Regions from separate parts of the Mus musculus genome. Here region 2 is linked to region 1. Evidence: chromatin loops called from intact Hi-C (ENCODE). Cell type or tissue: heart. All regions are shown on one strand. Links, peaks and the distances in the headings refer to the core of each region. The heading gives the core; the rest is flanking DNA.

Region 1 (5,377 bases), core at 94-5,093:
TGCCAGCCACGAGGATATCACCACTTTGTGAGAAATGAAAATGTGCTGAGAGTGATTGCCGTATTTACGCCTTTCGTACTGCCCTTATCTAACTAGAGCAGGGGAATCAGCCCAGGAGCCAACTCTTCCCTGTTTTAACTAGGATTCAAATATAAGCGTCATGTATAATAACAGTGTTCTTCCACTGTTACATAAACACAAGCGATGACACCCCCTTCCATTCCTTAGACATCTTGACAATCCGAGCTAATACAGCTAATTCGACTCAAGTCCCTGAAAACACGGAACTACAATTGCCACTTATCAAGTGGCTGAGCCATTAAACTCGCCCCTGACACTCAGTCTCTAGGGCTTCCACGGTGACAACATCCAATCGTTGGATTGTGGTGAGTCACAGTCGCTAGTTTTTAAACTTCTGTGTACTCAACATTCAACATAATACTTTACTTTGTCTTATAGTGACAGTTGCTTAGTTACCAATTCTTTATAAATGCAAACTGATTTATCAAGATTTTTCAAGAGGTGAGTTTTACCAGTGTGTGACTGGGTCTCAGAACAGCCATGAACAAGAACGGCTGCACACACAGAGCTATCTGCCTCCATGGGCAGTAGGCCAAAGGTCAGAAAATAAAGAGAGTCAGAAGTAAAGAAAGATCGAGGTAGAAGACAGAAGTATAGAGGGGAAGGCCAGATGATGAACTAACTACTCAATATCAAACAAGCAGAGTTGAATTCAGAGCTCCTCCCTCCAATGGACTAAAGGTCTCAGCCCTGGCATTGTTTTAAAAATATCTATTCTTTTTAAAATGTCTAGACAATGATAAATACCAAGAAAAACAATGCATCCAGGGACTTAAAGGAGAAGGCTGTAATTCTGTCATCCAGAAAGATGGACTTTCTGCAAAACTACATGTGTAGCGATCTCTTTTTCAAGAGATGGGTAAATAAAACAGCAACTCTTCAGTGCGGTCTAAAGGCCTTCTATAGAAACCCACTCACTCCCTGATTCCCTCCCGTCTCAAGACATACCGAGTTACTATTTGTGACTTACTAACAGCATGTAAGTGAAGTCCCTAACTTCTACCTTCATGGGGGAGCTGGGATTGAACCCAGCGGTCAGACTGCAGACCCCGCGCAACTGACCATTTTATTAGGGTGCACAGATGAATAGGTGGATAAATGGAACAGCTACAGTGGCTATGTCTAACTTGTGGCTTGAAGGGCTGCAGGCAATGCTATGTATACTTAAAAAAAAAGGGGGGGCTGGCGAGATGGCTCAGTGGGTAGGAGCGCCCGACTGCTCTTCCGAGGGTCCAGAGTTCAAGTCCCAGCAACCACATGGTGGCTCACAACCATCCCCAACGAGATCTGACTCCCTCTTCTGGAGTGTCTGAAGACAGCTACAGTGTACTTACATATAATCAATAAATAAATCTTTAAAAAAAAAAAAAAAAAAGGGCTGGGTAAATAATCACGTGGTGTATTCCTTCCCCCGTGGTCCCGCCTTTGTTTCCAGTCACACAGAGCCCACGTGACCACGCAGTGATGCAGAGATGCGAATACAGGATGACATGTGTGAGGGACTCTGGCGCTTCCTGTGGGCCACGGGTGCTTCCTGTTAGAGAAGAAACATCTGCCCTGCCACTCTGGCACGGACTTTACATACAGTCTCAAGTTTCAGTTAGCGGTCCTCTCCACTTCCTGTCCCAAGCTATTGGGCAAGACTTGGTTTTCACCTTCCTGAGACCTCAAGAGTAGGGTAGCAGAGCGCCCTGAATAGCTCAGCGATATCGGGCTGCATCGGGATAGGGGTCGGGGAGAAAGCAAGTCCACCTATAGGGACAAAGCAACAAGCTATTCAAAGTCAAGGCTGTTCTCAGAAGCCACGGCTCTATGGACATGCTATACACATTTTCAGGTTGTTCCTCTCTTCCCTTTACCTCCCAAGTTCCCACTGAGGTCCATCACATCCACATTCATTTACCTAAAGCTCTGCTCAATTCGTTCCCTCGCTCAGTGCGCGCAATTTGGCTCTCCTATATTTGAAACCTATTCAAAAGCACTGACTTGTTTTACCTTCTTCTTTTTTTTTTATCCTTTCTAAGGTCAAAGTATAAACCAGTCATCTGGGGCATTTGGGACCATATAAAATTTCCCATCGTTCCAACTTCCCTGGTGAGAAATTTTTAAATGAGTACAATGAAAACATCCCGAAGCCATCAGGATAACTGCATTTTAGATCTACAGTGTTGGTCCTGGCCCGGATTATACAAGTGTGCACGGTGGGTCTGAATCACTCCTGTGTCTACCCAGATCTAGCTCTTGAGAGGGTTCAGAAAAAGCTCAACACTCAACCAGCTTAAAACAGTGAATTGTGACAGTTAAGATACACGGGGAGCGCTCACACCCAGAACCAACTTTACCTCTAGGGCGACTCATCAAGTACTGATCCATTGGGGCAGTAATGCCAGGTCTAGGACTGCCATCACTCAGAACTGGGAAAACAGCCAAGCTCACGGATGGCTATCTTGAAAACACCAAAGCCAAAGGAGCTGATTTCTAATATGTTCCTCGTGAAAGGGAATAATAAGGCATATGCCATTTCTTTTTTATAGAAATGTTTTAAGAAGAAATAAGGAATGGTTAAAAATACTTTTAGTTCTGCTGGGCAAGTCACTACCCAATCCCCAGAGAGTTAGGTTTTTGTTGTTGATGTTGTTGGTTGGTTGGGTTTTTTTTTCTTCTCAAAAAAAAAAAAAAAAAAAAAAGGAAATAGATCGGTGTGCTTTCTGCAGTTTCAGCGAGGACTCTGGGCCCAAAATGTTTTAAAGCAGAAAATTGGTAACACTAGAGATATTGTCAAAATACGATTTCCTCTGGTTCAGAAATGGCGAGAGGGAGGGCTGGAAGGGTGGAGTGGGAAGGAATTGTCATCAAAGCATTGTTAATACGAACTGAATTGCACTACAAAGGCGATGCTTCAACATGGAGAATAGAAATTGTTCTGTATTATCGTGGATTGACAATATGACAATCGCTCATTGAAAACGGGTGACAGCTGTAGCATTACAGCTCCGTGCACAAGGCGAGATGAATGAGTGGTACAAGTTCTTCCAGAATGGGCCCCTATTTCACAAGAGTCTGTCTCTTCCCAAAATAAATACATGCCAGCTTTTCACTATCTCAGCAAATTTAGCATCTCTTTACAAACCAACCTGCTACGGAGTGGCCTCAAAGTGCCAATGTCAAGTCCCTGCTTGGCGGATTTGCAGCAGCTGGGAAATACCAAGTCAAAATGCCAAGCAAGATCTGTACAGCTCTTCAGCAGACGAAAGGGCAAGGGATGGTAAAATGCCCATGCCCAGATGTGCGTGAACCGACATCAAACTAGCCTCCAAATCCACTGGAGCAGTTGTTGAATGTCTATCTCAGAAGCAGGTTCAGTCCACTATAGAGGTAGGTATGTCCTACAGCAACTCACTAACCTGAAATAACATTATGCATGCAACCTAAATTAACACACAGACGGACTAGAGGTACTTATACACAACTTTAGCTATGACAGAAGCCTGTCCTGCTTACCTAACAGACCGACAGAGAGACAGACAGACAGACAGACAGACACACACACACACACACTGGTAGCAGCAGGTGGGGGTGGGGTAGGGAAAGCAAGTTGACCAGAGAGATGGCTGTGTTGGTAAAATGTTTTCTTACCCTATAAGCACAAAGACATGAGTGGAATTCCGAGAGCATACATAAAAGCAAGACAAAGTAGGGTACTATCTTGTAATCCCAGCACTGGGGAAGCAGAAACAAGCAAGATCTTTGGGACTTGCTAGCTAGCCTAGCTCAATTAGTAAATTCCAGTCCAATGAGAGACTTTGGTTCAAAAAAAAAAAAGTAGATGATACTGACAAATGATATTAAGGAATTAAGGATGAAGACTGTCTTCTTGGCCTCCACACATATATGTACCTACACACACATGAAAGGCATATACACACAAAAGGAAAAAGACAAAACCCACACACATAATATGATATAAAAAGATACATCGTTTTTACACTCAGACATTAGAATTTTTATTTCTAGCTTCAAGTGCATATTTTACATTGTATTTTACAGTGTATCTTCAGTACATTGAACACAACCTTAAACATATCTAGACACAGCTTTACAGTTTATCTCTGATACCTTAAACATAGCCATGGGGTATGGAGATGTTTTGAGATGGTTATGTATCAGAACAAGTTAAGTCATTTGCCTCCTCCAGGACTTACAATGCAAAGCCAGTGCTTCTACTTTTTGCAATAGACACTATGAAGCCACCATACAGCGAACAGTCCTCTAAAACTTCTTGCCCTTGCTCTTGCAGCGTGGTACACAGTGGTCAGCCCTTCCTCCAGTCTCCTCCACTCTGCCCCACTACCCCCAAGTGGGAGCCACCTTACTCCCAAGTTCCCTGTGTTTTTAAAAGATAGAATGTTGCACCCACTGTTCTGGTACCTTCTTTTCTTAAACTCAGGGATTGGAATATTGCAAATATGTTTCCATTTCCTTAAGTATTTTAAAGCGTACACACCTCCTTATCATTGGACACTTAGGCTACATCTGTTTTTTTCACGATGAAAAATAATGTGACGATTATGTCATATAACACACGTAAAACCTGTACAGACTTCCTGTGATTCTGACTAGGTTGTAGTCACAGCCCTTGTGGGTTGGGGACCCGGAGGAGAAGTGACCCCTCAGAGAGACTCTGAAACACGGGAGTGAGCAGTAGAGGAGGTGTGAACACTGGGCAGGGCCTCTATCTTGAATTTAAGCAGAACCTCTTAGCCTACTCCACCCAGTTTTCTCCAGTTAAACAAAGCAATCTGATTTGGTGAGGGAGTGAAAGAATAATATATGCCAGTGCTTCTCAACTTTCCTAACGCTGTGACCCTTTAACTCAGACCCTTATGTGGTGGTGACCCCGGACCATAACTGTACAGCTACTTCATAACTGTAATTTTACTACTGTCGTGAACTGTAAGATAAACATTTGTGTTTTCTGTTCATCTTAGGTGACCCCTATGAAAGGGATGGTCGACCTTCAAGGTGGGTCACAGCCAACAGGTTGAGAACTGTTGGTACATGCACAGAGGAATCCTGTTGATCTCCACACATCCAAACTCAATACTAAACATAAGCTTCCTCTAACAGGCTGGAAGATGATGTGGCAGCTGCTGGTTCCGCTGTGTATTTCCAGCTGTCTTCCAGACCACTACAGGCCTGGGATAGAGCTGCGCCTCCTGGACCCTGTGTGGTTAGATGGAATCATGGGGACTCATGCCGACAAGAATCATGAGTAGAATAACAGGTGTTCTTTCTA
Region 2 (5,377 bases), core at 60-5,059, 88 kb after region 1:
CCTCTGCCTCCCAAGTGCTGGGGTTAAAGATGTGCGCCACCACTGCCTGCCAAGATCCTATTTCTTAAGAGTTTATAAAAACAGCATGGTTCGATTTCAAGATTCTGATTTCTTCTTCCCAAACTGGAGCGGTGAAACTACGGACAGAACGTAGAGCCCCAGTGCTGTTTGGCTACTTGCTTATTTGGTCCCTTGGAAAGTGAGCAGGGTCTTGCTATATTTGTCTCCCAAATGCACTGCATAGCTAGAATATCTGCTAGCACTCTGAAAATATAAAATGACTGTAAAGATATTTACAAACTTATGGGTGGGCTGGACAGTGAGGACACGCATGACGGTCAGGCTACCAAGCATGACAACCTGAGTCCCAAAATACACATGGTGATGTAACCTCTACATGCACTCCATGGCATGTGCACACACACACACACACACACACACACTACATGTTACAAAAAGATACTTAGAAAGTCCAAGGAAACAGGATACTTCAGCTATAGAAAATGATACCCCTGATTAATTAGGACTCAGAACGTTTGTCATTTCTTACCTATCTTCCCTTTTTTTTTTTTTCAACCTTTTTCCATCTGTCCCCTCTGACTGCCTGATTTATCCCCCACTTCTTCCTTTTCCCATCTTTGGTCCTCATCCTCAAGAGGTCGAAGTAGAACAAGGAGGGCCAGGATACAGAAGGAAAGCATGCAGCTTGTTCTACTGACCCAGGAGACCCAAGGGAAGGAATTTGTATGGGTGCAGAACCCAGGAGAAGCTCACACACAAGTTGCTGGTACAAACTAATTAGCAAGTCAACAAAACACAGGACCCCACTCTTGCCTCAGAATATTCTGAACCACTTCCAGGGCATGGGACAACAGTTCCTAACCCCCTGCTTAACATGGCGAGTACAAACTCACAGAAGGTCTCCAAGCAGAGTAATTCTTTGAACTTAAAAACACTTTTTTCAAGGCCAAAAATATATCAATTCCCATAGCACAGCCCAATGTGTAAATAAAAATCTCCGATTAGTCATTAGTAGGACATACATACATACATACATTCATACAAGAGACAGCAGCATTGGCCTTGAAATGACATTTCTTCATGAGGAAAAGAAATAGATTTATCCCAACATCATAACCAAATCAACCTTCATAGGTGTTCTACACCAAAAGGTTTCATAGGAGCTAGGAAATGGCTTAGGGGGTAAAGCCCTTGCCACAGAAGTATAAGGACCAGAGTTCAAATCCCCAGTGCCCATGTAAAGGCTCAGTGGATGTAACAGCCCACTTGTAGTCCCAGCACTCTGTGGAGGCAGGTGATTCCTGGAGCAGGCTGATTGGCTAGACAGTGGTAGCGACGTTCCTGCCTCAAGATGGAAGAAGAAAGCAATGGAGGGTGATACCGAACACCCACCTCTGGCCTCCACATGCACACACACAGACAAGCACAGATACATACATACATATGAGAGAAGGACGAAGACTTCCTAGAGACCAAGAACATGGAGCTTTTTGGTGTTCCTCAATCAAAGTGTGAGTGGTATCCATTTCCTCCATGCATGCAGTTCCTGGAATAAAAATATTCTCCCTCACGGGCACAATAGCCCAGGCTACAGCCTCCCCTCCTGGAGTGTGAGCCTCGCTGGGTCTCGCCTTCTGCTGTGTTTGAAAGAACCTTTCCCAGGGCCATGTGTTCTTTTGGGGATCATTTCCATATTTGGGGGAGCAAAGAAAAGGAGCCAGGGTGGGTGGCCCTAACCAACAGTGATCAGAGACATCCAGGACTCAGGGAGACGGAGAAACCCTGGTCTTGGGAAGAGTCAGCACAGTGGCAGAGGAGAGGCTTCAGAGGAAAGTGGAGTTAATCAGCCTTTTTATGCACACACACATGCTGGCTTCACACATTCAAAAAATAGACCCAGGCTAAGCATAGGGCCTGTTTTAGCCCTATGTAAAAACTGGATAGATGGCGACTCTCTCTTTTTTTGTAGCAGGAGCCCTGCCTCTAGCATCCGAGCCAGTCTTAGCTAGCTGAGCCTTAGGAGTAGGGAAGCAACTTGAAAAGGGCTCTGAAAAAATACAAACGACTCTCACTTTCACCAGGAATACTGAGTATCCAGGATTCTATACATTTATCAATTAATTAGGTTGTACGTAAAAAAAAAAAATGCTCTCTTTGTAATAGTTGCCACGGAGATATCGTGTAAAAAAAGGTCCTAGTGTGTATTTGTGGGACAAACGGTTTGCTGAGTGACCAAAGTCAGGAGCAATGACTGCTTACCAAATGCAAGCTGCTGGGCTTGGCCTGAGACTGCAATAGTACAGCAAGCCTGGCCCGGGGCCAAGAGCATGCCTGCCAGGGAGACAGGAAGTCACTGAGAGCTCCCACAGACCCATGGCTGAGAGAGTTCCCCAAACAAAAGGCAGCCACTGACTTCCACAACCGGCCTGCCATGAGACCATATGGTCAGCAGTATTGTCTCGCCACAACACAGAGGCCTGTCTTCAGGGGCCTGTGCCTGTAGCTGTCGACCCCGTATCTGTCTTAGGATTACTTCACTATTTTACGACTTTTCTGGGAATTCACTTCCGTGTAACCTAGCTTGGTACACGGCGAGAAAAATGGTATCCTCCCCACCCCCCCACCCCCCCATCTCCGATTTAGCCTGATGAGTCACCTTTGTCTTCACGGCAAAAGAGTAATGAACACCAAACCTACTTGCTATTTATTCACAGGGCACGGAGGAAGGGAGTGGAAGGGACCGTGTGGACAGAAGGGAAAACTGGACACTTAAAGTTTCTTGCTCTGATCCCTGTTGACGCTGGGTTTAATTTATAGGGAGACCCAAACCTTTTGGCTCATCCCTTTCTTCTCTGGGAGTACCCACTTCAAAGAATTCTCTAGTCACTGTGTGGAGACCCTGCTGCTGAGAGCCGCCAAAGGCGAAGACAGATTGGTTCGCCTATAAACACCTGACAGTCATTTTCTTCCTCAGCAGAACTCGTCAAAAAGCCCCTCCCAATAAGGCATGCTCTCCCAGAATATTCCAGCTAGATCCTCTCTGTCTCTTCCCCCAAGATCATGACGATCCCCACTGTGGATAAGGGCTTGATTTGGTTCACCAAGGAAAAAACCATAGAAAAACTAAAGACAGTGGAATGCCCAACCATCTAGTCTTTGCCTTTAGGAGTCTCGTGCTCTCTCCCTTCTCCCCTCCCTCCCTCTTTCTCTTCCTCCCTCTCTTATTTCTCACTCTGTCTGTCTCTGTCTCTTAGATTTTATTTTATGTGTGAGTGCCTTGCCTGAATGTATGTATATGCACTAAGTATATGCAGTGCCCGAGGCCGGAAGACAGCATCAGACTCCCTAAAACTGGAGTTACATACAGATTGTGAGCCATCATGTCAGTCCTGGGATTTAAACCAGGGTCCTCTGAAGAAACAGCTCTTAAGTTCTCAGCCTTCTCATGTGTTGTTTTGTCATATTTTCTTTTAGAAACAGGGTCTCATATATCCCAGGAGGGACAGGAACTCAACAGATAGCCAGTGATAATCCTGGTCTTCCGCCTGTACCTCCTAAGCGCCAACCAGAGATGTATGTCAATATGGCGGGTTTCATACAGTGCTCAGAACCGGACCAGCGCTTCCTGCATGCTAAGCAGGCGCTCTGCCACCTGAGCTATATTCCCAGCCCAATCTCTTACTTATTCCACACTTTCTTATTAGTCCAGAAAGTAGAAAATTAAATACAACAGTGGGGTAACCCACACCACTGAGGCTCTTTCTTTATAGAGATTAAGACCATTTGCCCCACACTGAGAGGGACAGGAAAGTCAAGTGAACATTGACCCATTCATACCCCTGAGGTTCACCACCCCAACTATAGGAGCTGCCACTGGGAAAGGGAAACTAATTTTTAAGGTCAGGTTAAATAGTTTCCTCAAAAATAATTCAGAATTATGAGAAGTTAAAGGACGCAGTGCACAGCCATAAGGGTTTGCCAGTTCTCCTCCTGCACCAAGCACCTTGAGTTCCTCCACTGGAAAGTCCCATTTTAAAAATTAAAAAGGCCATTTTGTTAAACTATGGAAAATGTCTGTTTGGAAGAAGAAAATCACAGAAGTCATTGCTTCATTTTGTCACCTGTGTGACCCACCGGGCTGTGACTCTTGACATGGGAGAGTCTCTTGTGGGGACCATTTTCCCCATGTGGAGTAACTGCAGCCTTGTCTTAGGCAATCCTCTAGCTGCTTCCTCTTGCGGCCTCATTTCTGTAAGTCTGTCAGAGGTAATTATCTCTCTTCCCAAATTTATTGCCCTTCAGTGTATCATAAACTCATAGATTACACAAAGTTGATGAAAACAGGGGAAGTACGAGCCGCGTTTTGGATGGAAAGACGGTCATAAATAATTATCCTGAGCATCCACTATCTCTGCTGATAGACTGAGTGAATGACAGAAGTACTAGGGAGAACCACAGACAGCCAGTCTCCTTTCCTCACCCTTATATAGCAGTCCCCACCCCAGGAGCCAATCCCAGAAACTCCTACAGGAAGAGAGAGGCAAGAAACGTCTCAGGTTTGCAATCCCTTGACCCTCCAGAGGACAGATAACTGTGTAGCACTTCATACAGACAACCGAGCCCCAGGGGAGGGGCAAAGCAGGATTCTGACAAATACAAGCTATCACTATGCTACTGTTACCTATTCTAGAATGTTCCAATTCCCATTTTAGCCAGGAATTTAAAAGTTACTAAAAGCCCCTGAACGATCCTCATCAGGGGATCCCTCAAATCTAAGAAGGGGATCAAACTCGGGAAAAGCAACACACATCTTGGATTTCAACAGTCTGGGTGCCAACAGACCTGCAACCTAAAAGACCTGTTTTTGTCACCATCAAAAACCACCTTCCCAGCAGCGCCACCGTGGACTACAGAGAGATTCCATTCTGATAAATAAAATCGGCCAAAAATAGATTTCTGCGTGAGAAATCCTTCCTGCTTAGGTGCTGGGACGACCAACAACTTTCTCAATTATTCCTTCCCGTGGCAAGTTCTGAGGAGGCATCGCAAAAACCCAACTCCGAAATCATTTTCTCCATGCTCCATTAAAGAAGAGGAACGTTGTTTTTAAAAACTTCAATAGCAGCTGCAAACCATTGAGAAATTCCTAGTGAAACGACACAACACATTTTCAACCATTTAGCCATAACAACTTCCAAGCTGAGAAAGTTGCCTCTTCTGTAGAAGCAGCTGTTTACCCAACATCTAAGAATCTGGGGGGAAAGGGCTACTGCATGTGACTGGAAGAGAAAGATCTGCACATATCACCCTGGGGTGAGGAAATGCCTGAGCTAATTGAAGACAAACAGCACCTGGG

The links. Hi-C counts contacts between places; a loop is a spot of excess contacts. Peaks named below come from ENCODE experiments on the same cell type or tissue, not always from the same donor. Only the 100,000 strongest peaks of a DNase experiment are listed, where the experiment ranks them.
Region 2: it touches region 1 in a loop (1.8-fold over the local background); 1 of 42 quality-filtered maps calls a loop at or near these places.

What each region holds. Positions count from the first base shown.
Region 1 is chr3:51,998,641-52,004,017 of GRCm38, forward strand. The region is part of intron 1 of Maml3 (mastermind like transcriptional coactivator 3); the gene reads right to left. Among named protein-coding and RNA genes, the nearest start is that of Maml3, 100 kb to the right of the region's middle. In heart, for the core only: a CTCF peak has its summit at 2,423; a DNase peak (open chromatin) is centred at 1,591.
Region 2 is chr3:52,086,197-52,091,573 of GRCm38, forward strand. All of the region lies in intron 1 of Maml3 (mastermind like transcriptional coactivator 3), which reads right to left. Among named protein-coding and RNA genes, the nearest start is that of Maml3, 16 kb to the right of the region's middle. In heart, for the core only: no CTCF peak of the experiment used is centred there; a DNase peak (open chromatin) is centred at 2,345; H3K4me3 peaks cover 523 bases; H3K27ac peaks cover 3,698 bases.